3 separate regions of the Homo sapiens genome follow, and all the other regions are linked to region 1. Evidence: chromatin loops called from intact Hi-C (ENCODE). Cell type or tissue: HCT116. All regions are shown on one strand.

The links. Hi-C counts contacts between places; a loop is a spot of excess contacts. Peaks named below come from ENCODE experiments on the same cell type or tissue, not always from the same donor. Only the 100,000 strongest peaks of a DNase experiment are listed, where the experiment ranks them.
Region 2: a loop joins it to region 1, with 4 times the contacts of the local background. A loop is called at or near these places in 13 of 110 quality-filtered maps.
Region 3: a loop joins it to region 1, with 9 times the contacts of the local background. A loop is called at or near these places in 81 of 110 quality-filtered maps.

What each region holds. Positions count from the first base shown.
Region 1 is chr22:37,194,329-37,202,328 of GRCh38, reverse strand. It overlaps a transcript of C1QTNF6 not described here. Among named protein-coding and RNA genes, the nearest start is that of C1QTNF6, 10 kb to the right of the region's middle. RefSeq lists enhancers at 1,250-1,299, 1,320-1,409, 3,481-4,050, 4,051-4,621 and silencers at 2,599-2,778, 3,569-3,798. In HCT116, CTCF peaks have their summits at 1,535, 2,670 (motif pointing right), 3,685 (motif pointing right) and 5,317; DNase peaks (open chromatin) are centred at 2,818, 3,738, 4,528 and 5,008; H3K4me3 peaks cover 3,793 bases; H3K27ac peaks cover 4,464 bases.
Region 2 is chr22:37,130,823-37,138,822 of GRCh38, reverse strand. IL2RB (interleukin 2 receptor subunit beta) reads left to right here. Exons shown (of 10, transcript NM_000878.5): 6 at 1,088-1,236; 7 at 2,430-2,595; 8 at 3,381-3,495; 9 at 6,355-6,439. Among named protein-coding and RNA genes, the nearest start is that of IL2RB, 15 kb to the left of the region's middle. In HCT116, no CTCF peak of the experiment used is centred here; no DNase peak of the experiment used is centred here.
Region 3 is chr22:37,073,244-37,081,243 of GRCh38, reverse strand. It overlaps TMPRSS6 (transmembrane serine protease 6), which reads left to right. Exons shown (of 18, transcript NM_001374504.1): 11 at 5,964-6,109; 12 at 6,536-6,634; 13 at 7,599-7,712. It overlaps LOC124905113 (a long non-coding RNA gene), which reads right to left and starts at 4,156. Exons shown (of 2, transcript XR_007068092.1): 1 at 3,916-4,156; 2 at 3,440-3,703. RefSeq lists enhancers at 1-863, 2,974-3,475 and a silencer at 3,247-3,386. In HCT116, a CTCF peak has its summit at 3,276 (motif pointing left); a DNase peak (open chromatin) is centred at 3,243; H3K27me3 peaks cover 1,844 bases.

The DNA.
Region 1 (8,000 bases):
AGGGAGAAATGTCTCCCTGAAAGTCATGGGGCCAAAGTCAGCAGGCCTGGGCCCTATGTCTCCCGCAGCAAACCTACTGTGTGGCCTTGGGCCATTTATTTCACCTCTGGATGTGGTTCACTTAGCTAACAAAGGCTTTTCTGAGCACCAGCTGTATGCAAGGTCCTGACATGCGGCTGGGGGCCAGTGCAGGCAAATGGACAGGGGTCCCGCACTCTCAGCACTCACAGGCAACCACACAAGGAAGTGTAGCCCTATTTTGGGGGCTCAGTGGGGAGGGAGAAGTGCAGTGTGCTCTGGGAGAGCACTAGGAGGGTTGGGGGCTGGTGGGAGCTGCATCTAGAGTGGAAGTTTCAGCCTAAGTGTGCCAGGCAGAGGTATCTGCACGTGCTAAGGCCCTGAGCTGGAGGAAGGCAGTGAGTGAAAGGAAGAAAGGTAGCAAAGAGGCCCCTTTTTAGGGACAGAGAATGTGTCACACAGGGCTTCCTAGGGCATCCATTCCTGTTAAGGCTGAATTCTGTCCCCCTCTAAATTTCTATGTTGAAGTCCTAACCTCCAGAGCCTCAGAATGTGACCTGATATTTGGAAATGGGGTCATCACAGTTGTAGGTAGTGAAGAGGTCATACTGGAGCAGGGATGGCCCCTAATCCAATACGACTGGTGTCCCTAAGAAGCGGGGAGGCCAGGCACGGTGGCTCATGCCTGTAATCGCAGCACTTTGGGAGGCTGAGGCGGGTGGATCACCTGAGGTCAGGAGTTTGAGGCCACCCTGGTCAACATGGTGAAACCCCATCTTTACTAAAAATACAAAAATTAGTCAGGCATAGTGGCATGCGCCTCTAATCCCAGCTGCTAGCTAGGGAGGTTGAGGCAGGAGAATCACCTGAATCTGGGAGGCAGAGGTTGCAGTGAGCTGAGATCACGCCACCGCACTCCAGTCTGGGCAACAGAGCAAAACTCCATCTCAAAAAAAAAAAAAAAAAAAAAAAAAGTGGAGATTCAGACACAGACAGGCACCCAGGAGGGAGACGCCATGTGAACATGAAGGTAAAGATCAAACAAGGCATCCGCAAGCCAAGGAACGCCAACGATTACCAGCGCAGCAGAAGCTAGGAGCAGGCCTGAAACAGCTCTTCCTTCCCTTGCAGCCCTCAGAAGGAACTAGCCCTGCTGAGGCCAAGCCTGGACTTCTACCCCCAGAACTGTGAGACAATCAGTTTCTGTTGTTTAAGTCTTCCCAGTATGTGGTGCTTTGTTAAAGCAGGCCTAGCAAACTCAAAATTCCTACTTGCAAAATGGAGATAATGGCCCCTTCTCTCCTGGGTCTCCCAGAGGACCTGTTGGGTTAACCCATTCATTCCTTCAAACTCTCCAACAAGGTCCAGAGCTTGGTGGCCAAGGGCTGTTTTGGGTCTGAGCCAGATCCAAAACACAGTTCCTAGTCCAGGGCCCATAGTTTAAAAACAAAACTATGAAAATGGGGGCTGAGTGGACGGGAGTGATGCTGGGCGTGGGGAGAGCTCTGAGGCCACTGGTGTCCCTGGTGGCCATGGCAGACAACACCCTCTGGGAAGACCCAACAGGCAGAGGGCAGCCCAGGCCCCATGGGGACCTTGGTTCCTCCCCAGAATCCCAGCAGGCCTCCAGCAAACCTCACAGCAGCGTGCACCACACTGAGGGGTGAATGACGGGCACACATGAGTGCACACCTGTGTGTGGAGGGTGAGACAAACCTTCATTTTCTCATAGGCTCAAAAAAAGTGCCTGGGCCGGCTGGGCGCGGTGACTCACGCCTGTAATCCCAGCACTTTGGGAGGCCGAGGCGGGCGGATCACGAGGTCAGGAGATCGAGACCATCCTGGCTAACATGGTGAAACCTCGTCTCTACTAAAAATACAAAAAAATTAGCTGGGCTTGATGGTGGCACGTGCCTGTAGTCCCAGCTACTCGGGAGGCTGAGGCAGGAGAATCGCTTGAACCCAGGAGGCGGAGGTTGCAGTCATCGGAGAACATACCACTGCACTCTAGTCTGGGTGACAGAGCGAGACTCCATCTTAAAAAAAAAAAAAAAAAAAGGTGCCTGGGCCACACTCAGGGTCCCCTGGGGTCCCAGACACCTCAGGTTCTGGCTCACACTCTCCTGGAACCCACATCCTCTGTCACCATCTTACAGGTGGAGAAACTGAGGCCTACGGTGGGGTGGGGTGTATCGGATCCTAGCAGGGGAAGAGCTGGGATGTGGCCTCTCCACCCTCCTGTCCGCTTTAAAGGCCAGCAAATGTGTCAATATTTGCTCAGGGGAACTGCTGGCTCAACAGGCCCCAGAGCCTGCCTGGTGTCTCCCTCTGTAAGATCAGGGGTTGCCTCTGAGCTCCAGCCAGGACCCTGCGCCTGCTCTTCAGAAGGGAGGGGCTCTCCCTGTTGGGCCTTATCAAACGGCAGCTGCCAGAGGGAGAACGGAACAAACGCACGATGCCCATTACGTGGTCGGCAGTGAAAGGTGAGCTCCTGGCCACGCAATCGGGTTTGAACCCCAGCGCCACTGCCTCTTAGCGCTGAGTGCCTTTGAGCCAGCCTCAGAACCTCTCGTAGACTCAGTTTCCTCATCCGAAAAAATGGGCTCCCACGCCCATCTCAAAAGCCTGTCGCAGGGCTGCGGGGACGGCTGGAGCGTGGCTCTGTGCTCCCCAGGCCCGGCAGGGGGCGCCGCGGGTCCTCAGGCCTCGCCCAGTAGCCGCGTGGTATCCGACCCGCAGCTCCGCTCGGCTGGACTCGTCTCTATTCGGCGACCCTTGGCTCCACTCGGCCAGGCTCGGCTCTACTCGGCTGTATTCGGCAGCACTCGGCCAGACTCGGCCTTGTTCCGATCTGCTCGGCTTCGCCCTACGCCGGAAGTGCAAAGGCAGTTTCCCGGCGCGGCTGTGGCTCCGCCCTCCGGGCGCGAGGCCCGGGTGGGCCAGAGAGGCAGGTCCTCGTCCCTCGGGCCCGTGGCGCTGTCGTGGATGTAGGGGTTCCGCTTGCCTGGGCCCTGGGCTATGCAGAGGGAGACACGAACCAGGGTTTGAGGGGGAAGCGGGTGGAGAGGGAGGGGCTCCCCGAGCCTGGCGTGGGGGCGTCTTTCGCCTTCGTTTTGCAGGGAGAAAGGGAGAGGTTGGCGCCAGCCGCACGCCCCAGCAGGCAGGCTCTGCCACTGTTCTGTCGTGTCGGGGGAGGAAGTTGCTGCCCCTCAGTGTCCCTGAGTCTCGGTTTCCCCTCCAACAATCAGCAGGTTTCCCGCCGGGGCAGAGGGCCTGGCGCGGAGCTGGCGCTCTCCAGACTCAGTTTCCCCTTTTGTAAAACATGACAGCCCGCCCAACTCCGCTGAACACCTTTGGGATCCGACGTCCTGAAAGCCCAGGACGGGGAACCTGGTTCCGGAGAGCGAAACTTTCCCCGGCCCCTGGGCGGTTCAACGTGGGGGAGTCGGTAGAACCAGGCCCGGGGCTCTCCTCGTGGGAGGAAGCCGGTTTGTGTGTGGGGGGTGGGGGTTGCTGCGGGGACTGCGGGGGTTTGGAGGAAGAAGCGAGTGCATGGGCGCCCTGGCCTGCCCCAAAGTTCCCTGAGGGGACGGGCTGGTGGGACGGGCGGGGGCCGGGGACCGGGGAGCGGGGAGCGTCCCGGGTTCCCGGGCGCGGGGGCTCTGCCCAGCAGGAGGCGCTCGCGTCTTCCTTTGTTGAAATTGATCTCTGCGCTTGAACAGTTAGATCTGTGACTTGCCACTCAGAGCCTACATAGCGGACGCCAGGAATCATGTTTACTGTCCTGTCTCCCTTTTTGACAGGCACACATTTTATTTTTTAAATACATGAAGCGCGCCGTGCTTTGTAAGCGCTGACTGAATGTGCCTATTTTCACACCCTCTCCTGACCCTGGGCTGGAACGTGGGCGAGTGCAGGATGGTGGCCAGGGGCTTGGCTCTTGGTCAGTATGTGCCTCATCTATCTCGTCTGTAAAATGGACAGACGAGGTAACACGTGTGCCTACGTCAGAGCATTGTTGGAAGGATTAGAGGAGTCAAGATATGGAAGGCCCACAGAATGGTTGGGGAGAAAAGCCAGCTTCTGGAGGCAGGGGAAAGGGTGGGGAGTGGCTGGGGAAGCAGGGCCTGTACCCTGGGTTTCTGCATTGGGGTTACTCCTTTGCTGCTGGGAGTGATAGCAGGGTGATGAGAGCCACCCTGGGCCTGCGCTCCTCCTGGTCATGCTGTTGTCCTGGGTCCCAGGGTGCCTGGGAAAGGGCACACAGCTTTACTGATGGGTGGCCAGTGGGGAGTGCCCCCATCGGGCATTCCACCAGTCGGCCCCGATGGTCCTGGCCTCCTCATGTTTATCTGGCCCAGGGACACCAAGGCTCAGAGAGGTAAACTTGCCCGAGGTCACACAGCTAGGAGGGGGAGCTGAGTCATCACCCAGGTTTGTCTGCCCCAGGGCTGGAGCTCTGTTTTCAGGCCACCTGACCAGCTGAGGAGATCGTCAGAAAGGCTGGGACACCAACGGATGACGCACAAATGGAGGAATTTTCAGGCACGGTCAAAGCTAATGGGAGGGAAAATACTGAAGTGTAATATTCCAGAGTTCTCTCTTGTCTGCTCTGACTCCTGCCAGCTGCCCTGCACCTAGAGGGACAGGAGGCTCTTCTCCGGGGCATTGCATGGCCGGGAGCCAAATGAGCTGGCACCAGAACCTGGTGAGTTGCCTGGCTTTTCAGACCTCAGCCTCCTCACCTGTGAAGTGGGTTGAACAGCTCTTCTCTGCAGAGGAGCTGTTGAGGGCGGTATGGAACACTGCCAGGCACACAGTTGGCCCTTGACAAAACCATTGCTGTGTCCCCAGCCTGTTTCTCCCCAAGTCCCATTGATGGTTCTCTCTATCCCTGTTTCCTCAGAAGGTCAGGTTTTCTAAGCCCGAAGGCTTGGAGCCAGGCAGGAGCTGTCTCCCTCTCCAGTGCTGCCGACTCAACCCTTTTCCCTTAGAAGCAGGGAGGGAGGCTCCCCTTGGCTCCCTCCCTCTGCAGCCCTGGCTCTGCGCCCTGGGAATGCTGCCTGGGGCAGGGCCACGTAGAGAGCAGGGCCAGTGCAGGCCTTTGGGTGTTCCCAGTGGCCAAAGTCCTTTAGTCTGCTTTCCTTTGGGCCCCCTTGCACCCCTGAATGGATGACCTGGGGGATTCCAAGTCGGTTTGGGAGGGGTGACAGCACAAGGCTGGAGGTTGGGAGAGTCTGGCTGTCATCCCAGCTTGGATTGTAGTCTGCCATGTGACCTTTGGGCCAAAGATAAATCCTCCCTGGGCCACAGTGTCCCTGCTGGTCAGATGAAAGAATCAGATGAGATCATTTCTGAGGATCTTTCCAGGCTTCATATTCTTCTGTTTGATTATCCCCCCAAATAAATTGGAAATTGGAGGCCCAAGGATGAGCCCTGGTTGAGGACGCAGAGCCCAGGGGCCGTCCCATCCTCCACACTTGGCCCAGCTGTGAGTGGGGGAATGGGATTTAGCACCTGAAGCCCCAGATTTAAATATATCCCCACTCCCCGCCGGGGTCCCCGCACTCCTGCACCTCCCTCCTCCCAGGACGGCCCTGACCTGCAGGCATTGTTCCCCGCCCATGCCCAAGCCCCGAGGGAATTCCATCGGGTTGGAGAGTCTTCCCTTCTGTAGGGGGCTTTGCTCCTCTCTACCAGTTATGTGACCTTGGGCAAGTCACTTCAGCTGCCTGACCCCAGCTCCCTAGGACTAGTTGAAGTAATGGATATAAACACCCTTTGGGGACCAAAAGCCCCTAGAGAGATGAGACCTGGCCCAGGCAGTAAGTCTTCAACAAATGTAGAATAGGAGGATGCTGTAAACAAGCCAGCCAAAACCCACCAAATCCCTTGGTGGAGGATAAGGGACATTTGAGACAGTCTTTATACAGGAGTCTCGGGCCCCAGGAAGCCAGGGCAGAGAGTCTTTGCCAAACTTCCCCCTGCCTAACAAGAAGGAAACTGAGGCAGGACCCTGCCAGACCCAGAGGCAAACAGGCTGCCCTCCTGTGAACTTGTTGGGGGTCATTTCCACAAGGGAATAGTTCTAGAAGACCAGGGTGAGTCAGTAACAATGGCAGAATTCCAGTCAGAGGAAGAAGACTTTGGTGTAGCTGGGGCTGGAGCATAGAGGAGCGACTTGGCTGCCGCCCTGGCCCTGTGTCAGAGGTGTTAGAACCAGAGCCACTCCATCTTGAGTAGGAGCTGGGTAAAATAGGGCTGAGACCTGCTGGGCTGCATTCCCAGGAGGTTAGGCATTTTTAGTCACAGGATGAGATGGGAGTCGGCAGGACTGGTATCATAAGATACAGGTCATAAATACCCTGCTGATAAACAGGATGCGCTAAACAAGCCGGCCAAAACACACCAAATCCAAGATGGTGATGAAAGTGATCTCTGGTCATCCTCACTGCTCATTATACACTAATTATAATGCATTAGCATGCTAAAAGACACTCCCACCAGCACCATGACAATTTACAAATGCCATGGCAATGTCCAGAAATTACCTTATACGGTCTAAAAGCGGGAGGAACTCTCAGTTCTGGGGAAATCTCCCCTTTCTTGGAAAACTGATTAATAATCCACCCTTTGTTTAGCATATAATCAAGAAATAACCATAAAAACAGCCAACCAGCAGCGCTCAGGGGTGGTCTGTCTATGGAGTAGCCATTCTTTTGTTTCTTTACTTCTCTGTAAACTTGCTTTGACTTCACTCTGTGGACTCACCTCAAATTCTTTCTTGTGCGAGTCCAGGAACCCTCTCTTTGGGTCTGGATTGGGACCCCTTTCCAGTACCATTTTTTCTAGTGAACCACGAAGGGACGATACCAGAAAACACCCTCAACCCAAAGGAAATAGACTACAGCCCCAATTGGCTGACTTTGGGTAAGTGAGGGATATTTTATTCTGGGTAATGTATGGATTTGGGTTAGGTTCCCTCCTCAGAAATAGGGGGTTAAAGGCCCCTCTTAGTGAAGGGCAAAGATGCTTATCAGAAATTGGGTTAGAGGCCCAAATGAAGAAGGTTGGAGTCCTTAGGGAGTTAGAGGTCCCCCTCGGTCATGTCCCTTGGTAAGGAGAAATGGATTAGGCACTATGGGATATTAACCACTATTCTCTTTTCATTAATCTGCCTTGCACTGTTTGCTGACAGCTGTGAGTGACAGGATTAGGCACGTACAGGATCATGGGACATGGGGAGCTTTCTTCTCCCCAAAGGGGGAAACTTTAGAGATGATGAGATTGCTGGAAAAGATACCTTTGCTACTGACAAGCGACCTCCTGAACTATTGATCCAGTGTCAATGGAATGGAGGCCTCTGGCCTCCCTGAGCTCCTCAGCTTCTCCACCCCCCGGCAGGCAATGCTTTTCTTCCTCTCTCCTTTCTCTTTTCTATCTTTTCTGTCACTCAGGGTGACTCTCCACTCTTCCATCTTGCCCAGCTACCATATGTTGAAACTTCTGGTTGGAGGGCATTCCACCTCACTTGGAGTGGATCAAAGATGACAAGGGCCATCGGGAGCAAGTTTGAGCCTTGCCAGGTTGATGTTGGGCACTGAGTGGGGTGGCTAGTCTCCTGGAATGGAAAATGTTAATTTGGTTTCCCCATGCAGCCTGTTGGACAGCATCTTACAAAATTAAGAGGCTTTTGCCTGTGGTTCCATGAAATGGAAAAAGACGATTTTCTTTTGTAACGTGTCTTGGCCCCCATAGCAATGGCACAGTAAGCAGGGCCATCAAAGCCACAGAGAGAAAGGGAACCCAGAAACCTGGCATGCTGGCAAAGGGTAAGAATTTCTTACCAGTCAGGCTTCTGGCCTCTCTTGGTGCAAACTGGTTGAATAAATGATAAAAATCACTGTTTGTCTCTCCTGCAAGGAATTTGATTAATACGAAAAAGAATTCATGGGGGCTAGTCTTAAGCTTTAGAAAATCTG
Region 2 (8,000 bases), 64 kb after region 1:
CCCTTGCACATGCCGATCCCACTGCCTGGAAGGCCCTTTACACCTGGAAAATTCCCACTCACGTTTCGAGGCTTAGTTGAAAGTCACTTCCTCCAGGAGGCCTTCCTAGACTCCCCTAGCCCTTTGTACCTCCTCTTTCTGGGAATGTATGTCCTGGGTTGTTACTGCCTGATTGTAGGTCTGTCTCTTTCACTGGGCTGTGAGCACCCTGAAGGCAGAGTCTCTGCCACCCCTGTGTCTCCTTGCCACGCACCCAGCACTAGGTCTCATCAGGACAGTGGTCTGGGAAGGTTTGTTGAATGCCTGAGCGACTGCCTGCTGACCTTGGGGGCCATCTCCAGGGAAGCAGTGGGGTGGAAAGTGAGAGTCAGGCCTGAACTGGATGTGATCTGACTGGCAGACCATCGAAACTTTCTGAGCCTGAGTTTTGGGGAGAATCGGAGTCACCTACCTACCAGGCTTGTAAGGCATCTTTGAACTGAGACATAGAAACTGCTTACCATGTAGTCAGCACTCAGCATCTGCTTATCACTTATGTGGTTCTATAGAGTCTTAGAAGTATAGAAACTGAGATTCATTTAACTTCAGAATCACAGTGTTATAATCATCACACTTAAAATAAATGAGATGATCCATGGAAAGCTCTCAGGTCAATTGTAAGTGCAGAGAAAAGCTGCCGTGAGTCATTCATCCAGCAGCTACTGAATCAAGTGCCAGGTAATCTTCCAGGTGCCAAGGACACAGCAGACAACCAAGTCCCTGCCCTCAAGGAGCTCACAGTCTGCTGGGGGAGACAGAAAATGAGTAAAGAAACCAAACCATATATTTCGTAGGTCAGGTGATGATAAGCACTGGGAATAAAAGTGAAACAGGCAAGGGGGATGCAGAGTGGTGAGTGGTCAGGGAAGGCTTCTCTCAAGAGGTGATCATTGAGAGAGGCCTGGAGGCAGTGAGGGAGCGGGTCCTGGGGCTTTGGGTCGGGGGGTAGGGGAGGTGGTAGCATGTGCCAGGAGGGAGGAGTGGCAGGTACAAAGTGGGAGGTGGAGGTCATGGCTGACTGCTCTCCCCTACCCCCTGTTGTCTCCAGTTCGCCTGATGGCCCCCATCTCCCTCCAAGTTGTCCACGTGGAGACCCACAGATGCAACATAAGCTGGGAAATCTCCCAAGCCTCCCACTACTTTGAAAGACACCTGGAGTTCGAGGCCCGGACGCTGTCCCCAGGCCACACCTGGGAGGTGAGAATGTGGCCCAGTCCGTACCTGCCTTGGTTCCTCCTTCCTGTCCTGGTCCATGTCCTGTCCCTTTTTCATTGTGTCGAGGTCCCCTCAGCCCCAGGTGGATGGTGGGTGGCTGAGTCCAGTGCTCTTTCTGCACTGCCTGGGGCTGCCTCCCCGACTTCCACGTCCTTATCTAGCCCCCTTAATCCTGGGGATCCAGCTGGCAGCAGGTTCCAGGCTGACACCAGGGAAAGATTCAGAAAGCCAGGAGATAGGCAGCTGCCCAGCCCCATGGGCTTTCAGAGGCCAGGGAAGCCAACCCTCCACGTGTCAAAGCCCATCTGCTCCACATCCGTGCGGGCCTGTTGCTTATTCATTCACTTACACTCATTTCTTCATTCACTCAACTGCTCACTCAATAAATATTTGCTGAGCACCTACTATGCGCTGAATGATGGGGAGAGAGCGGAGGGTGAGCTCAGCAAACTTCCACTCTCAGGAATCTCAGACTGGGGCAGGGCAGGCAGGCAGTCAGTCAGCAGATGTAGCGACAGGGTCTGGGATAGTGAGGCACCCGGATAGTGATAAGTTCCATCAAGAAAACCCAACGGGGCAAGGAATTTGACAGTGACTGGCACAGGCTACTTCAGACTCAGGTGACCAGGGAAGGCCCCTTGGACACCTGGGTGTCCAGAAGGAGCTGACCTGCAAAGATCTGGGGAGAAGTTTTGCAAAATTAGAAAGACCTGCCACGGCAAAGGCAGGATGCTGCTATGTGTCTGGGGAGCAGGAGGAGGCAAAAAGAGTGACCCAGGGTGGGAGAGGTGTGCGGAGACGTCCCACTTTCTGGTCCTGTGGAGACTAGACTGCAGCGGGGCACGGGTGGGAACCAGAGACCAGCTGCAGGCTTGGGAGAGGGCGGCAGCTCAGGCCTGGGGTGAGTGCGGCGGGGAGAGAGGGGGATGGTTCTGGAATGGCTATGGAGGTGGAACCAGGTTCTGGAGGTGGAACCAGCTGATTAGCTGATGACTTGGGCTTTAGGGGATGACCCTGGGGTTTGAGGCCCCAGCAACTGGGTAGTGAGGGAGCTTTGGGTGGCAAGGAAGTGGGGGTGCAGCTGGCAGGGGTTGGGGGGGGGTTCTGTGATGCTCAGCCTCCTGGCCCTGCCATGGGAGGTGAGGTGGGCGCTGACAGTCCTGTCTCCGACCCAGGAGGCCCCCCTGCTGACTCTCAAGCAGAAGCAGGAATGGATCTGCCTGGAGACGCTCACCCCAGACACCCAGTATGAGTTTCAGGTGCGGGTCAAGCCTCTGCAAGGCGAGTTCACGACCTGGAGCCCCTGGAGCCAGCCCCTGGCCTTCAGGACAAAGCCTGCAGGTACTGGTGGGCGGCAAGGGTGAGAGGGGGCTCAGGCAGGAGGGGGCGGCTGGAGGAGGAGCTGCTCCATTCTCTCCCTGCCTGGGGTGAGGGTATAGCAGTCAGCTCCATCCCTCACTTGCTGTAACCCTGCAGGGGGCTCGCTTTTCAGACAGGAACAGGGGTTCAGTGAGGGGACGGGGCTTGCCATGGGCCTTGTGAGTTGGGGAGGGGTCGAAAGGCTGTTTTCACTCTTCTCCACCCTGAAATCTCCAACTCCTGGTTTCTTCTGGGGCTGGGGGTGGCTGCTTTCACCTCTCGGCCTGATCTGTGAAATGGGTACAGTGACCGTGAGGCAGAGCTGCTGTGAGGAAGGCGTGTGATGTCCCGGCAGCCTGGCCCTCAGCAGGTCTGCTGGGCGCCTGTCCCTCATCGCACCACATTTCGAGTTCAAGCCCAAGCAAGACCTGGGGTCCTCTAAGTGGTGCTTGGAGGGAGGTGGAGAGAGGGGTGCAGCCAGCTGGAGCCCAGGCTGCTGTGGGGGTGGTGGGGGGCTGTAGGCTCACCAGGGGGGCCCATGGGATCTGTCTGGAGCTGGAGGAGCTCTTAGAATGCCACCGTGTCATTTCTTTTTAGCATGAAATCTGGCTTCCCAGAGGATGGGCTTAGCAGAACCCTGTCCCCAGCCCCCCAGACGCAGGCCTGCGTGGCAGGGCCCTGGATGGGGGTGTTGGGGTGACCGACCCAGGGTGAGTGAGGGCACTTCTCTAACCCCTCTCCTTGCTGTTTCTCCCACCCCTGGGCAGCCCTTGGGAAGGACACCATTCCGTGGCTCGGCCACCTCCTCGTGGGCCTCAGCGGGGCTTTTGGCTTCATCATCTTAGTGTACTTGCTGATCAACTGCAGGAACACCGGGCCATGGTAAGAAGGTTCTCCTCCCCTTCCTTCATGCTCCCACCCCTCCAACGTGCACACACATGCACACACATGCACACACACGCACACAAGCACACATACACACACACACACACTTACATGAACACATGCCACCTTGCCAGGTCAGATTCTGGACCGAACCCCCTGCTCTGATACACCCGTGCTTCGTCTACCCTCCAAAGAGTCCTCCCTGTCCAAAACCTGGCCTTTCCCTGTGTCGCATCCCCACAGGGGGGCCCTGTGGAACCAACCCGAGGGGAAGGTGGGAGGTGCAGCCCTCCAGGGAGAGCCCCGGGGCCCTGTCCAGAACACTGCTCTCAGGACTGGGGATGCCCGTGTGCACATGTCAGCTGTCTCTGTGTCTGGGTCCCCGCCGGTCCATCTAGGTCTGTCATTCGCTTATTCCCATATTCACTGAGTACGAGCTGCATGCCAGGTACAGCTCAAAGAGCTGGGAACACAGTGGCAGGCCGCATGCATGCGCCCCAGCTCCAGGCAGCTCACGGCCCAGTGGGGGAAGGCAGACAATCATGCAGGTGTGTAATGACACACCGGGATCAGGATGGCAGAGGAGGATGTCGACGTATTGCCATTCCTTAGGATCCATGGAAACCAGTTCCAGGACCCTCCCTACCCCCTACAGATACCAAAGCTGGTGGATACTCAAGTCTCTGATTTTTGTTTTATTTTATTTATTTATTTTTTGTGAGATAGAGTCTCACTCTGTCACCTAGGCTGGAGTACAGTGGCGCAATCTCGACTCACTGCAACCTCCACCTCCAGGGTTCAAGCGATTCTCCTGCGTCATCCTCCCGAGTAGCTGGGACTACAGGCACACGCCACCGTGCTCTGCTAAGTTTTTGTATTTTTAGTACAGACGGGGTTTCACCATGTTGGCCAAGCTGGTTTCAAACTCCTGACCTCAGGTGATCCACTCGCCTTGGCCTCCCAAAATGCTAAGATTACAGGTGTGAGCCCCCACGCCCGGCCTCAAGTCCCTGATTTAACACAGCAGAATATTTGCGTGTAACCTACACACACCCTCCCAGAGACTTTAGGTCATCTCCTAGATTACTTATAATACCTAATACCATGTAAATGCTATGTAAATAGTTGTTATGCTGTATTTTAAAAATTTGTATTATTTTTTATTATTGTATTGCTATGAGGGTTTTTTTTTCCTGAATATTTTTGATCAGAGATTGGCTGAATCCGTGAGTGCAGAACCCACGGATCCTGAGTGCTGACTGTATCAGGAGCAGAAAACAGGGAGGGGAAACTTGGCTGGGGCGTGGCCAGGGCTGGTTTCCCTGAGGAAGGGATGATTCTGTTGAAATCTGTAGTGGGAGCCCATGGGGGGTGTGGAGGGGATGGGGAGAGTGTCCCAGGCAGAGGAAACAGCATGTGCAAAGGCCCTGGGCAGGCAGGAGGGAAGAAACTTCCAGGAACAGAGTGCAGGGGCGCTGGTGTGGCTGGAGACAGAAGTGGGTGGGGCAGGAGGCTGAACTTGAGCCTGGGCCTGTGGCGGCAGTGATGCTTCCTGGGGCCTCAGGCTGTGGTGAGGACCTGGGCCGTGTGCCGAGCAGTCATGGAGGGTTTCCCCAGAAGTGGGACAGGATCCACTTCGCCCTCTGTAGCCCTGGCTGCTGTGTGGAGCGTGGCCTGGTGGAGGGCAAAGCGGTGAGGAGGTGACACTTCTGACCGGGGGTTGTGGCCCCCTGATGAGAGCCCTGCTTCTCCCAAGAGGTTTGCAAAGCGTGCCTAGCTGTGTCACCTCACTCGACTTTCCCCAGCACTGGGAAGGCAGTGAGTCAGGGGCTACCATTGCCTTTTAACTGATGCCAGGACTGGCCAGAGAAGTCAGCTGACTTGCCCAAGGTCACATAGCCAGTTAGGAGTGACTGCCGCTCTCCTGACCCTCGTCCTGGAGCAGTGGTTCTCGGCAGTGTTCGGAGCCCCGTTTCCTCTTTCCTCCCAAGAAGACAAGCATTCCTCCACCCACCCGTCCCCTCCGCCCACAGCTCCCTGCAGGCCTTCAGGGAAACCATGTCCCTGTAGAGGGAGAGGTCCTCTCCCAGGCATGGGTTCAGTGGCCTCCAGACTGCCCTCCTCCTTGTCGTTCTTGCGCCCCTTCAGTGCTTTCTCCACCATGTCATTCTCCTGTTTAACACTCTTCAGAGGCCGCTCACTGCGCTGCAGTACACCCTGGCCCTTGAGGGCCTCCACCAGCTGTGTGGAACCTTTGGGCAAATCAAAAATGGTGCCTCTTTCTTCACGGTGATGTACACAGCTTCCAGGCACTCAGCTTAGCAAGCAGAACATGGGCTGGAATTCAGCCTCACTCACCACCACCTTTCCCACTCCCTGCCCAAGCCTAATGCCCTTGGGCAGTGTACAACCTGAACCACCATCCATGGCAGCCCTGACAAGAAAGCCCATCTCCTCTCTCCCGCCTCCTGGTTCATTCCACTTCTTCTAGCCATCTCCGTCCCTGACCACTCTGGCTTGTGTGTTCACCCCCATCGACCCCCACCTCCCCGTCTTGTGTAGCACTGTGCTCTCTGTCTCCACAGAATGAATGGTGATGTTGCAACATGCTTTGTGTCCATCTCCCCATGAGAATGTCAGCTCCTTGAGAGCAGGGACCTCCTTTGTTGGCCATTCTTGTCTCCCCAGTGCCCAACACAGCGTCCTCCCACAGTGAACACTTAGTATCGGCGGAAGAAATACATAAGTAAATGTGGTGCGGCTCCGTGCCTGGCATCCAGAGCTGTGGTGCCGATGGCATAACACCGCGGTCCTTCCCTTTCTCACCCTCCTCCTTCCCTCCTCTCCTCTGTCCAGGCTGAAGAAGGTCCTGAAGTGTAACACCCCAGACCCCTCGAAGTTCTTTTCCCAGCTGAGCTCAGAGCATGGAGGAGACGTCCAGGTAGGAGGCCGGGGCGGGGAGACAGAGGTGGGCAGGGGTGTGAGTGGGATGAGGGGGTGGCAGGTTAGTAGCTAATTTTGTGTTTTGTGAGAGGAGACAAAACGCCGAAGTGAGCAGCCTCCGGGGTGTGCATGGGTCTCTTCTCCAGCTCTGGCACTTTCCATCTGAGCCAGACTGCCTGGGTTCTAATCCCAGCTCCACCACATTCTGGCTGTGTGACCTTGGGCCTATAGAGCCTCCCTGGGCCTCAGTTTCCCCACCTGTTAGATGAGGAGAAAAACAGTGTTACTATGTGTCCTGCCCTGAGTACATTGCCTGGCACGCAGTTAGTGTTCAAAAGAACCCTATCAGGCTGGGTGCAGTGGTTCATGCCTGTAATCCCAGCACTTTGGGAGGCTGTGGCAGGTAGATCACGAGGTCAGGAGTTCGAGACCAGCCTGACCAACATGGTGAAGCCCTGTCTCTACTAAAAATACAAAAATTAGCCGGGCTGGTGGTGCATGCCTGTAATCCCAGCTACTCAGGAGGCTGAGACAGGGGAATCGCTTGAACCCAGGAGGCGGAGGTTACAGTGAGCTGAGATGGCACCACTGCACTCCAGCCTGGGCGACAGAGTGAGACTCCATCTCAAAAAAAAAAAAAAAGTACCCTATCTGGTATTACCGTTGCCGGTGTGCTGAACGAACAGGACCTGCCAGCACAAGCTCTCTCCACCCCACTGTCTGTGCAGACATGCTCTGTGCTTCTCCTGTCCCTGCTCAAAATTCCTGAGCAGGCTCCATAACTTAGCGTGGATACTAACAAGTCTTCCCGTCACTTTGAGTCACAAAACACCGATTCATTTTTAAAGTGCCGGCCCGCAGATCAGTAACGCTCTAAACTCCATCTCAGATTCCGTCGTCTCCTCTTCCCCAGCCCATGCCCCCTTCAGGCAGGAAGCTTCAAGAATGAAGGGGGGACATGGGGGGTACTTTTTACCACCCTAGCCCCACTCTAGGCTCCCAAGATTGGGGGGTGGGGATGAGGTAGGGGCAGAGGGAGGTCAAGAAGAGTGGCGGAGGAGGAAAGCCATGCCGGACCAGAGCTGTCATGACCTGGCTTTGGAGTTCTCTATCAGGGCTGATCAAGGGCCCCTTCTGGAACTCCTTGGAAAACTCCCAAGATGAGAATATCTTAGTTGCAGTGCTTTTATTTATTTATTTATTTATTTATTTTTTGAGATGGAGTCTTGCTCTGTCGTCCAGGCTAGAGTGCAATGGCACGACCTCAGCTCACTGCAAACTCTGCCTCCTGGGTTCAACCGATGCTCCTGCCTCAGTCTCCCGAGTAGCTGGGACTACAAGCACACACCACCACACTTGGCTAATTCTTGTACTTTTAATAGAGACGGGGTTTTGCCATGTTGGCCAGGCTGGTCTTGAACTCCTGATCTCAGGTGATCTGCCCGCCTCGGCCTCCCAAAGTGCTGGGATTACAGGCGTGCGCCACCGTGCCTGGCCATTAGTTGCAGTACTCTTAATGTGCGGGAATGTATTTCCTTAAAATTCTTCCCTCAGCCTTG
Region 3 (8,000 bases), 120 kb after region 1:
GCACACGCGGGCTTAGGTCAAGTGCAACAAACCTGCGTTCATCACCGGCTCTCACTCTGCTCTGGGCAGGCACAAGCTGAGGGGTTTATGGTGCTGGCTCTTTCAGCCTCAACAACCCAGCGAGGAAGCAGGTGCCTGTACTGCCTTCACAGACCAGTGAGACACCCAAGACACAGAGAGATGAAGTAATTTGCACAAAGTCACCCAGCTCTTTGAGCCAGAGTTAAGGCCAGGCAGCCTGATCTGGAGTGCACGTGGGTGCACAGATGCATGTCTGTGTGCGTGCGTACATCCATGCATGTCTGTGCACGTGTACGTGCATGTGTGTGTGGTCCACGTGTGCGATTCTTCCCTCTGAGCCTCTAGCGGCCCATGCCAGCTGGTGACTCCCTCAGCCAAGGCATCCCCAGCCAACCCACTGGCATCTGGGTGGGGGGATCGACAGTTTCTGTGGCTGTCCCACCAGTTCCAGAGCGGCCTGGGAAGTCCCAGCCCTTTCTTCTCAGACTTTCATTAAGGGTCCAGGGTCCCCAGGGGCAGACTCTTGTCCCCTCCCCGCAGACTCCTCCTGTGTGAATGAATGTGGAAGGGAAGGCAGAGGTGGCGCCTGCAAACCATCCGCACTGGGCCACTGTGCCCTCTAGTTATGATCATGGGCGATAGTGATCATCCCATGTAGATGCTGAGAAATTCTTAGAATGAGCATTTGTTGGAAATCTGCTTGTGTGGGTGGCAAAGACATGAGAGGTCTAGGGAAGAGCAGATTTTCAGACAAGGCACTTTAGGGAGGGGGAGGTACAGCCCTTTGGCCCAGAATGCCCATTGATGGAGAGGGCGGGTCAGGGGAGAGGGTATCTTAACCCTCAAGTGCCAGCGTAGTGATGAGGAAAGGCTGGCCTGGTGGGCCCCCCATGGACTAAGCATCCTTAGGCACTTCACCTGACTCCTCTGAGACTGTGGTGCCTCCTTCACCCCTGACCTGCCTGCTTTCTACCTAGCTTCTCCCGGTGCCCACTTGAGCCCAGCTGAGGCCTCAGGCCCTTGAGTGGCCTGGGGGTGGTAGAGGGACTTGGCCCGTGAGATCTGGCCATGGCTGCTCCATTTCGCAGAAGCCACTCTCACGGGCTGCCACCGAAGCACGGGCTTCCCCCTTTCCGGGAACCTGCCTCCTGCCAGCTTCCTCTCCTGTGACATCACTTCTCTTGTGATTCGCCCCACCATTTCCACTCACTCCCAGCCAGTGGGGACAGGCAGAACCATGGGTTCCCTAGGCCAGCTGGAGCCACCCCCGACCCGGCCTGGCCTGGCTATGGGGTGGCCCTTGTGTTCTCCGGAGCGCTAGTGGCCAGCACAGGCGGCAGCCACAGACACTTAGTAGGAACTTCAGTGTGGCTGACCTGAGCTGGGCTGGCCGTGCAGGAGAGTGCAAGCTGCTTCCTCCATGAGCTCACAGCCTGACGTCAGCAAGTGCTTCAAAGAAGTCATTTCCTATGCATGCCTTAAACCATGCCACAAGGGAGATACGATCACCCCTGTTTTACAAATGTGAAAACTAAAGCTTGCTGAGGGTGACCCAAGGTCACACAGCTTGTTCCTGGGGCAAAGCCAGGCTGCCAATTCAGCTCTGCAGCCCCAGGTCTAGAGCTCTGGCAATGCCAGGTGCTGCTCTCCTCCCCTCTTCAGCACTTGCCTTCTGTGACCCTCCTTCCCCTTTAATCTGTCTGTAGGTAAGGGCACGGGGGTGTGCATTCATCCACCCACGCACCCTTCTTTCCTTCTTCCTTCTTGTGTTCTCCCCACCCTTCCATCCATCCATCCATCCATCCATGCATCTATCCCTCCAGGCAGTACATCCTGACAGGGTCCCTGTCTACCTCCTGGATGAGGCAAGAAGGAAATATTCCCCATATCCAGAGAGGTGAGGAAGCAAGGCAGGCCACACGGTGCAAAAATGTGCCTTCAGACACTCAGTACTTTGTAGCCAAGATGAACTGGCAGGCATCGCAGCAGTCAGGCTTCTGGTGCTTCTTGGAGAGGGCTAGAGGGGAGCACTTGTTGGACGGGAGGCACTGGAGAGCCAGAGAATGTGCACCCTCCCCCAGAGAGTTCTGCAGCAGAAACAGAAAACTCAGATGGGCCAAGGGGCCAGGCCAGGGCTAGAGTCTATGATGGGGGGTAGGGTAGTCCAGTGGTGTTTTCGGGGCTTTTCTTTCTTTCTCTCTTTCTCTTTCTTTCTTTCTTTCTTTCTTTCTTTCTTTCTTTCTTTCTTTTTCTTTCTTTCTTTCTCTTTTTCTCCTTCTCCTTCTCCTTCTTCCTCTTCTTTCTCTTTCTTCTTTCTTCTTCCTTATTCTCCTTTTCCCTTCTTCTCCCTTCCTCTTCTCCTTCTTCTCCTTCTCTTCCTTCTCCTCCTCCTCTTTCTTCTTCTTCTCCTTCTCCTCTTCCTCCTCCTCCTTCTTCTTCTCCTCCTCCTTCTCCTCATTCTCTTTCTCCTTTCTTCCTCTTCATCTTTTCTTCTTCTTCTCCTCCGCCTCCTCCTTCCTCTTCCTCTTCCTCTTCCTCTTCTCCTTCTAAAGGAGCAGGAATCTGGATTATTATGTGAAATTAGCTCGCGACTCAATGAAGCAATTTCTACATGGTGCATAAACAGATTGTCTTTACGCTGAGTGACTCCGCTTGGGCCACTAGATTTCAGCCGCTGCCTTGAATTCCTCTCTGGCGCTTTCTAAGCAGACGCTTGTTCCAGGGATTCCACCACCTCTACCCGTGCTCCAGGCCTCCAGAGTGAGAACCAAACACTGCCCAGACAGACAGGTTCCCGGGTACACGGTGAGGCCCTGGGGAAAGGTTGCTGCCAGCTACAGACTGGTTCTAGGACTCTCCCTGGAGGTTGAGAGAACTTCCTGTAGCAGGCACAGGTGTCTTTGCCTTACAGCCCCTGCCCAAGGCTTGGGTGACACTACAGGTCCTCAACGCAGTTGCTTCTAGGGTGAAACGTTCCACTCCCCTCCAACCCCGGCTTGGGTTCCTTCTCTGTCTCCCCACAATCTCCCTGTGACTGTGGGAAGGGACACCCCAAGGCCCATGGGATGCGCTTGACTCCTCATTCCCCGCACTAGTCCTTCCCAACCCCTGGCTCCCCTGTCTACTTCCTGAGGTCCTTCTGTGAGGAAAACAATCCATGATAACTTTATAGACAAACAGACACCAAAACCTGCGTTTCCTGGGTTTTACAAGAGCAAGAGGGCCAGGCTTGCTCAGGGGCGCCCCCTGGCGGTGCCTCGTCCCCCACCGGCCCTGCTGGGCTGGGGGAACCATGGTCGGGGGTGGCGGCTCCCAACCTGTTCTGCCTCAGGACCCAGTCACTCTCCGCAAAATGACTGAGTACCCTAAAGAGTTTTTGCTTATACAGGTTATAGATCTATACTTGCAGCATTAGAAATTGAAACAAAATTTTAAAATGTTTATTAATTCTTTTAATATAATTATAAGCCCATTACACATTTGAATATAAATAACATTCTATGAAAATTAGTTGCATCCTCCAAAAGTAAAAACATTTAGTGACAAGAGTGCTGTCATTTTACATTTTTGTACATTTCTTTAACAACTGGCTTCACAGACTACAGGCGGGACCTTCGAATCTGCCTCCGAGTTCAATCAGTCCCGATGTCACACATCAGTCTCTGGAAAACTCGCCTGTCACCTTATGAGAGAATGAGGGCAAAAAAGGCAAATGATATCTGAGTGTTACTATAAACATGACTTTTGGACCCCCAGGGGTCCCCTGACTGTGCTTTGAGAACTGCTGGTTGGTGTAAGGGTAAGATCGTGGTCACTGTGGCCAGATAGACTTAGGGGGGTGCCAGAGTCTAGGCCAGGCGTGTGGAGGACATGGGGCATGTAGGGGGCTCAGACCTCAGAGCTCCTGTTGCAGTGGGAATTCGGAGCCCTCCCCTCAAGCAAGCTAGGTGAGCTCTTCTGGGTCCTGAGGCAAGATTCTGGCTCCACCTTGGCTCCTGCACTCTTGAGCCTCATCTGTAAAATGGGATGAGAGCAATTCCTCCCTCCCTGGGTGGAGGTGCTGCTTGAACCTCAGAATCCCCGTGCAATGAGGCCTTGTGATGCCATAGCCAATGAGGCTCAGCCCCAGCCACACACCTGGAGATGTTAAAACAGCCTCAAAGCTCATCTTCAGCTGTTCGGTGGCTAAGGAATTGATTAACTTATTGAACGGTTAAGTGCTTACCACATTCTAGAAGTTCTGGGGAAGTGCCTGGCCCTTGGGAATCATGGCCGGCTCCGCAGGGTGTTGGATTTGCTGTGGGATGTCCCCACTGGCCTTCAGGGGCATTCCTGATGCTCTCTGGATTTCCATCTGCTTTCTCTGCCAGGGGCATTTTCAGCTCTCCCTGCAGATTTTCAACCTGCACCCTGAGTGTGTTTCCCCCATCTGCAAAGCACTCTGATTTGCTCTGTGGAGGGCATTTCTATGAGCTGATGAAGCTGTCCCCATCTGTTCTGCAAGGGTGTCCCACCTGGGATGAAAAGGAACCCCCGGCTGCTGTGGAGGGAGGGTCCCACTGTCCTGGGGGAGTGGCTGCACCCACTCTGTGAAGTCATGCCGCTGCCCACTTGCTCTGTGGGGTGAGGTGCACCGGACTCTCTGCAGGAGGAACCCCTGGGCCCATGCCCTGGAGATGGGAGGGCTCCTACCTGTTCTCTGGTAGGAGAGAAAGACTCAGCCTCTCTGGAGATTCCCCCACCTGCTCTGTTTGAACAACGGTATCTTCTTGGTGGTGGTATGGCAGGGGTGCAGGGGCGGTGTTGTCCAGCAGGGATGTGAGGGTGCTCCCACAGCTGGGGGTGGTCCCACCCCGTGTGGCCATGCACAGAGAAGGTGCTGCCCATCAGCACTAAGCTACTGGTCATGGGAGAAGGACTGGTCCTTCCCTCAAGCCCACAGTGTCACAGGGAGGCAGGAGGGTTGGTGCCTAAATGGGGAGCACTGCTGCCCCCTCGTCCCACACCAAGCTCAAGGCAGATGACCGTGCACATCTGTGGACAGTGGGGCAGTCAAGGGCTTTTGCCTCAACTGACACATTGAAGCCTTTTGTCAGATTCAAGATCAACAGAAATAATTTTTCCTTTCTTTCTTTCTCTTTCTTTCTTTTCTTTTCTTTTTTCTTTCCCTCCCTCTCTCCCTTTCTTTCTTTCTCTTTCTCTTTCTTCTTTCTTTCTTTCTTCCTTTCTTTCTCTTTCTTTCTTTCTTTTTCCCTCCCTCCCTTCCTTCCTTCTTTCCCTCCCTCCTTCCTTCCTACCTTCTGTCTCTTTCTTTCTTTTTTTGACGTACTTTCGTTCTTATTGCCCAGGCTGGAGTGCAATGGCACGATCTCGGCTCACCGCAACCTCTGCTTCCTGGGTTCAAGCGATTCTCCTGCTTCAGCCTCCCGAGTAGCTGGGATTACAAGCATGTGCCACCATGCCTGGCTAATTTTGTATTTTTAGTAGCAACGGGGTTTCTCCATGTTGGTCAGTCTGGTCTCGAACTCCCGACTTCAGGTGATCCACCCACCTCAGCCTCCCAAAGTGCTGGGATTATAGGTGTGAGCCACTGCGCCCAGCCAATTTTTCTTGTTTTATAAGGGAGGAAGGTGAGGCTCAAAGAAGGACCCTGACTTGCTAGAACCTCACAGTTCACAGGTGACTGTGACTAGAATTGAGTTTTTTATCTGGCAGGCAATGGGGAGCCATTGAAGATTTTTGAGCAGGGCAGTGGCATAGCCAGGCTAGTTTCTAGAAGATGACTCTGGGGGTGCACTCATCTAAGGGAGAAATCAGGGCAGAGGAGGCACAGCGGGCGTGCAGCTCCCCCTGCCCCTCTGGCTGCCTGTCCTTGCTCTGTCTGTGCACGGGACCCAGGAGACCAGCCAGTGCAGCCCTGAGTCGTCTCTGACTCCCCCCAGGCTGTGTGGCTTGCGCATCCTGCAGCCCTACGCCGAGAGGATCCCCGTGGTGGCCACGGCCGGGATCACCATCAACTTCACCTCCCAGATCTCCCTCACCGGGCCCGGTGTGCGGGTGCACTATGGCTTGTACAACCAGTCGGACCGTGAGTATGGGCAGCCGGGGGAACCCCCTGCAGTGACTCGCTGCCTCTTGGCCATCCCTGGAACCACCAAGGGGGCTGTGGGCAGCTGCTTATGAGGCTGAACAAAAGGAGAGAGAGAGTGTGTGTGTGTGTGTATGTGCTTGCACAAATTTATGCAGCTTTGTGTGCCCACGTGTGCAAGGCAGCCACAAGGGTTTGCAGGAATACACACTCATACATATCCACGTGTGTGTTGTGTATTCTGTGTGTGTGTCTGGATATGTATGTCTGCTTGGACTGTGTACACAGGTGCCCAGGACCACGTCTGTGGGTGCCTGTCCATGCGCGTGTGAGTGAACAGGTGCATGCGTGTCTTTGTGCGCCTTCGCGGCTACGCATGGCCTAATGGCGCCCTGCCTGCCTCCACGGTCCCCTGTGGTTTTGCAGCCTGCCCTGGAGAGTTCCTCTGTTCTGTGAATGGACTCTGTGTCCCTGCCTGTGATGGGGTCAAGGACTGCCCCAACGGCCTGGATGAGAGAAACTGCGGTGAGTAACCCGCCCGCGCATCCCTCCTCTCCCTGCCCATCCCTTCTCCTTCCTCACCTTTCCTGCTCTGAGCTGAGTGGAGACCCCACTTCTACATGCAGCTTCCATTATGAGCACCCAGGAAGTGGGGTTCTCTCACTGTGCCGGGGTGGCAAAATGAGACAGACCAGCAATGCAGCCTCCCCGAGACCACCTCGTGGGACAGTGGCAGGGAGAAGTGGGGAGCCAGGTCTCCTGACTTCCAGCTCAGGGCCATCACCCCCAGCCCCTGTCCCAGCCAGCCTTCCAGGAAGGAACAGAATGGGTGAGGGAGATGTCCCCCTCCTCTGCCCTGTCAAAGGTTTAAATATGTGGGAAGAGGGAAGCGAGATGTTCATGGTGGGGGGATGATCCTGCCACGGTGCTGGGGGAGGTACCTCATATTCAGAAACTGAACATCTGGCTTCAAGTTCTGGCTCAGCCAAGTGACCTTGGACAAGTCACCTCATCTGTTTCCACCAGTGAAATGGGGTATCTCACAGGGTTGCTGTGAAACTTTGGGTGTAAAATAGCAGAGAAAGAGGCCGGGCGCAGTGGCTCATGCCTGTAATCCTAGCACTTTGGGAGGCGGAGTCGAGCGGATCACCTGAGGTCAGGAGTTCAAGATCAGCCTGGCCAACATGGTGAAACCCCGTCTCTACTAAAAATACAATAATTAGCTGGGCGTGGTAGCAGGAGCCTGTAATTAATCTCAGCTACTCGGGAGTCTGAGGCAGGAGAATCGCTTGGACCTGGGAGGTTGCAGTGAGATCATGCCATCGCACTCCAGCCTTCGTGACAAGAGCGAGACATAAAAATAAAGTAGCAGAGAAAGAGATTTGTGATTGGTAACGTGCAATACAGCACACCTTCTACAGGCATCGCCAAGCCCCGGCTGGCTCCTCTGGCTTCCTCCCACCTGTCCCCTCTCTGTGTCCCCACACAGTTTGCAGAGCCACATTCCAGTGCAAAGAGGACAGCACATGCATCTCACTGCCCAAGGTCTGTGATGGGCAGCCTGATTGTCTCAACGGCAGCGACGAAGAGCAGTGCCAGGAAGGTAGGGCAGGCCTAGCCGAGTGTCTGGAGGGACACCAAAGGCAGTCTAGGCCTGCTACATGCTTCAGCAAAAGTTTCTAGCTTCTCCTCTCAACACCCACCAACCCCTCTGTATTTACATCTGTATGTCTGTCCATTCATCCATCCATCCATCCATCCATCCATCCATCCATCCATCCATCCATCTTCTGGTCTCCAATCACCGTCTGTCCATTGATTCATACAGCTACCCATTTATCTATGCATCTACTGACCTGTGCAACCATCAATCTCCCTATCATCAAACTGT